Linked DNA regions of Homo sapiens: region 2 is linked to region 1. A link is a loop called in an ENCODE intact Hi-C map of the cell type or tissue named here. Cell type or tissue: endothelial cell of umbilical vein. All regions are shown on one strand.

Region 1 (2,500 bases):
CATCTCAAAAAAAGAAAACAGCGTCATTAGTTGGGATTAGCAGGAGCCCTGAGCCCTTATGATGTGTCAGGCAATGGGCGAGGCATTGGAATTCTGCAAAACTTGATAGAGAAGGGCAAGGAATTGGGATAAGGAATATGCTCACACTGTATTGGGGGGCAGATTGAGAATCCAGGGTGACAGTGAGGTGGGGAGAAACTGGCATTCATGAGCAAGAACAGATGGTCAGCTTCGGCCTCTCTGTCCAGGAGAACCCCCTCGCCGCACCCACCCCTCCCACCCTTTCCCAGGCCTCTCACCTTCTCCTCGGCCGTCTCTGCCAGGTGTCGCAGGCGGGATGTCATATTCACCAGGCTCTGCTCAAAAGCAGCCACCAGATTAGCCTGAAACAAACACAGAAAGAGATTGCTAAGTTGCATAAGGCTGGGGGAAAGGCAATAACTGACAATGGGAAATAGTTTTAACTGATTTCCTGTATCTCGGAGCTGACCAATGCCAGCAAACCTCTTGGTGGTTAAAAAAATATTGATTTTCCTGAGCAGACAAAGGGGAAATCAAAGAAATTTTCTGGTGGGAACCAGCTTCTTGAATAATGAAGCCAGGTTGAGGGTAGGGCAGGTTTCCAGAGGCTCCTGGAGACTTGAGATCTAAAACCTATCAACTACCAGAGGTAGGACTATCCCTCTGCTCTATGTGATATTTGGTGTGGCCAACTTGGTAGGCGGGCCATAGCCTCTGGGGTCGTTCCTATTATTTTGGTTTAACTCCTGCATTGTGGAGTGGGCCGGCCCCCAAGGGACCAAATAATCTCCTGGCAGAAACTATTTGGTGCGTTTCTTCCTCCTCTGCTACTCCACTGCTTCACCCTTTCTTGCTTTGCAGCTGCTCCTTGTTCCCGGATTCTCCAGGTTTGCAAGGCTGGAAGGAAACTGCAGAGGCATTCCACCGTTTGGCCACTAGGTGTCAGGTCTGTTTCATGAGGAGTGAAGGATACCAAAGGGCTCTCTGGATAAGAGGCAGGCTAGTTCGGAAAGGTGCTCAGTGGAGGAGCTAAGGCCACTTGGTTTGGCATAGTTTGACCTCTAGCTGGCCAACTGGCTGCAAGATGTATAGGCAAGGTAAAGGGAATGAGGCCGGGGGCTAGAAAGGGGAGCACTTGGGGATGGAGAAATAGCCATCGTGAGACTATCTGAGCAAGTTGGTGACCCTAGCAAGAAGTGGGCATACTCTGCGCAGCTCCTTCATGCAGAGCTCTAGGAAATCGACGGCACTCTCATGGCTCCTACTGGCTTACAATTCTCCCTCCCTGTTGGGTCAACTCTAGTTTTCATCCACTGCTCCGCATGTCTGGAGCCTACTTCATAGGACCAGGGCTGGAGGCAATCCCTTTAGTCCAGTTAGAGCCTCCTCTTGCACTTTTACTATAAATCTGTCAAGGCCTGGGCTCTGAGGAGATTATAATATGTCACAACCTGAGCAGTTTCCTTTCACCCACTGTGCAGGCAACATCTGTCTTCTTGACCTCAGGTCTTCTCTGGTTTGCTTCTCTACATCCTGCATGTCTGCTTGTAGACTCCTTGTAGTCCCTGGAAGACTACTCATGAGAGGCCCCAAGAACCCCTGTATGCTCTTCTGTGCTGCCTTTCCCCATCCAGGGGAACCCTTTTGCTCTGGCTGGGCTTTCTCCCCGCTCTCCCCTACACTTCCTCTCCCTACATTGACCCTTCCCTTAATCCCAACCCCAGACTAGGGTACCTGTAAGACCTCAGGGCTAAGCAGTGGTGCTGCAGAAAGGCTAGCATTTGAGAGGGGTAAAGTGGTCTGGGCCCCTACATCTAGGGTGTGCCCTCAGCTTTAGTGGCTAGGAAGTTCCATGGAACATGACAAAAGTTTGGTTTGGAGTCACGGAATCCTGAAGAGAGCTGTGGAACCTTCCTAGAGTCCCAGCATCCCATCTCCTGCTTGAGGGCAGGGTTCTGACCCTCGGCAAAAATCTGCCTTTAAGATGCAGAACCCACCGTGTCTGGGTGTTTAGTTTGTTCTCTCTTAGCCAAATGGAACTTCCTGTTCTAAGAAAAATCACCCTCTAAATTCAATTTCTTGGCTTCAGCCCAGCCTTGACAGCATGGTGGCTGACAGATTGCAGTGTAAATGAATCAGACATAATAATGTTCTCTGCCTCCCTGGCGCCTCTCCCCCCCAGCATCTCCCAGACATGAATTTCCTGGGGTGTGCAGGACGTGACCCAGGCCATTTGCTTTGGTGGGTGTGGCACAAGGGAGAGAAAAGATGGTTCTTGTTTATGTTACAATTCTTATGGGTCCCCCAAGAGTGGGAAAAAGTGCTTAACATGAGCTTCAAACAAACTGGTACAACTTATGAATTGAGGGTTTGGGAAAAGAGAATCGAGAGAATAACTAGTGTGGTGAGGGAACTGCTGCTGAAATGTGTTGGAAACATTCAGAATCTTGGTGGAGATTCTTCTACCTAATTCCGACGG
Region 2 (2,500 bases), 160 kb after region 1:
ACACCTAATCTAGGGTACTCTGTCTGAAACTGTACTCATTTAAAATCAGATCCCTGTGCTCCTCAGGCTAATAAAGAGCCCAGGATAAGAAGTCCAGATGTTTCCCACATGTGCTTTTCCTGTATGTTGCCATGGCAACTGTCCCATACACACCACTGGGGTGGATATTGCACACTGGGCCTCAGCAGAGCTCTGCACCACCCAGGTACATCGCCCTTAGACCATGACCCACCCAGATCAGTTGTCATGGCAACTGCAGGCCGGTGAGGGAAAACTCCAGGCAGGCAAAGGAAGGAGAGGGTAGGGTGTGTGCCTGTGGCTGTGCCCATGTGTTGGATGGGGACAAGCAAACTCCTTGTGTGAGCATGTGTCCTTCGGGATGGGCAAATCTAGAGTTTAATTTGACCTGTCCATGAAGAATTGGTTGTTTTAAGGTCATTAAATCACAACACTAAGAGGGACCTTGGAGATAGTCTTACTCTGTAATAAATCCTCTTAATTCACTGTGGGCCACACAAACCCAAAAACCTGATGAGGAAAAGCACAAGGCCCAAACCTGTGGTGACCTTGTCAACACAGTGATGACATCACTACCCTAGAACAGAACTTCTTAATCTATGTTCACAGACTGGATTCTGGAGGTCCACAGTACCAGCCATCAAACATAAGCCAAATACTGTGAATATGTCCATTTATCTGGGGGGATATATTGTAATATCAGTCAAATTCTTAAAGAGATTCCTGACTCTAAAAAAGTAAAGACAACTGCGAAAGTAATGAGAAGCTTTTACCCATCTTAGTCTGAACCAGCTGGGACAGATGGTTTAAAGAAACCTGGCCTTCTTACTACCCTAGAGAGAAAGATATTCCCATTTTGTGGCTGCACTCATTTTCTCAGTTGGTACTTCTGTGCTTTATTAGAGTTTTGTTAGGTTTTTGAATGAGGTATTAAACCTCACAGAGGAATGCCATGGACTCATATTTCAATGAATTTTAATAGAATAATCACTGGCAATTACTTGGCATATAAAAATTGCTCTGCAAATGTTAAGAGTATTCATTGGCGTGATAGGTGGGAGTTCCAATGCCATGATGAGAACGTTGCCTTTCACAGGGCCTGATGTCATCACAAGGGGCTTGCCACCTCTGTGCTCCCTCCTGCCTGCATGCAACCTCAGATTCTTCAGCAGGAAGGATGCTGTGAGCTCATGAGGTCAGCTTTTGCCCCTGGACTGTGCCAGTGTTTATATGAACCTCAGGCTGTTCTCCTTCCACTTCCACTGGGGCTGAGCTTTCCTCCTGCCAGGAAGTTCTCTTATTTATCTGACCTCAGTCATTCATACCACAGGACACTCTCATTTCCTTCTCCTGGAAGGATTTTCTTGAGAGAAGGGACAACTGAGCATTTCTCCGCTCTCCCCTCCTCCCTGGGCTCATCTGGTCTCACGTGGATGACTCCACACTTGCTGAACCTTCCTATGTCCTGACCTTTAATTATCTTCAGCTCCCTCTGAAGCCTGGGACTCCCACCACCCAGGAAGGCAAGTTTTTTATTCCTTCCGCCCTTTTAAAGGATGAATATTGTGGCTGGGGTAATTCTCAGCACTTAATCTCTCTGGCTATTGTGTCTGTGTCACCTCTCTCTTCAACTGCCTCTCTCCAGAGCTCCTTCTGTGTAAGCCTGCCCGCAGCCTTATAGTGGGGAGGGAAGTCTCTCACCAGGGGACCCTAATCCTCTTACAAAGGGGTTTGGGGGGTCTTGGGATGGTGTGTTCCAGTTTCTGCCCATTCAGTGGTGCTGGAGGGAGACTTCAGCCTTGGCCAAGACTGGCATGGAGCCAGCACTTCTTGAGATAAAGCCCCCTCTGCAGGCTCTCTGTCTGCCCTGGGCCTTCCCAGGGAGACAATAGTTCAGAGTTATAAGGAGGGCTGGCCAATCTCTGCCCAGGCATGGGGCAAAGATCTGAGGGGCCAGATCTTCAGAGCTGCACTGGAGGTGAGGCTTACCTGGATTGGCCAGAGAAGTAGGGAGCAGCAGTGGTGGAAGTTTAGCAAATAGTTCCGCCTCCCATAGCTGAAACTTGTAACTGCTCCACAGCTCCCTGGATAACAACCTCTAAAGCTGTATGGAGCAGTCTGAGCTGGAGAGATTCCTGTCAACCAGGCCACCTCTCCTTCAGTGTCCTTTTTCCCAGAACCTGTCCATGGCTCATAGACACATGGAGAACTAAACAAGGGGTTGGGATTTCCTAGGAGGAGCTGAAGCAGATCGCTGCAGGTTGGAGAGTGGAGTCTCTAAAAATCTGCTAAGAGGCTGCCAAGTCAAGGACAGGTAGGTATTGGGTATAGGGGGTAATTCTCTAGGAAAACTACAGGGGAAAGTTTATCACCTTCCTCATCTATTCAAGCACTCAGGGCGAAGGGGGGTGGCCCACAGACTGCTGTTGCTTATAGTCCCAGGAATGTCATGAGGCCAAAGCTCTGCTCCTGCTCCTTAGGG

The links. Peaks named below come from ENCODE experiments on the same cell type or tissue, not always from the same donor. Only the 100,000 strongest peaks of a DNase experiment are listed, where the experiment ranks them.
Region 2: it touches region 1 in a loop (4-fold over the local background); 6 of 110 quality-filtered maps call a loop at or near these places.

What each region holds. Positions count from the first base shown.
Region 1 is chr1:201,791,675-201,794,174 of GRCh38, reverse strand. NAV1 (neuron navigator 1) reads right to left here. Exons shown (of 34, transcript NM_001389617.1): 18 at 300-383. All of the region lies in intron 2 of IPO9-AS1 (IPO9 antisense RNA 1), which reads left to right. Among named protein-coding and RNA genes, the nearest start is that of MIR1231, 16 kb to the left of the region's middle. In endothelial cell of umbilical vein, a CTCF peak has its summit at 959 (motif pointing right); DNase peaks (open chromatin) are centred at 984 and 2,124; H3K27ac peaks cover 1,330 bases.
Region 2 is chr1:201,635,553-201,638,052 of GRCh38, reverse strand. The region is part of intron 4 of NAV1 (neuron navigator 1); the gene reads right to left. LOC124904482 (a long non-coding RNA gene) reads left to right here. Exons shown (of 2, transcript XR_007066789.1): 1 at 1-2,500. Among named protein-coding and RNA genes, the nearest start is that of MIR5191, 83 kb to the left of the region's middle. In endothelial cell of umbilical vein, no CTCF peak of the experiment used is centred here; a DNase peak (open chromatin) is centred at 1,242; H3K27ac peaks cover 2,416 bases.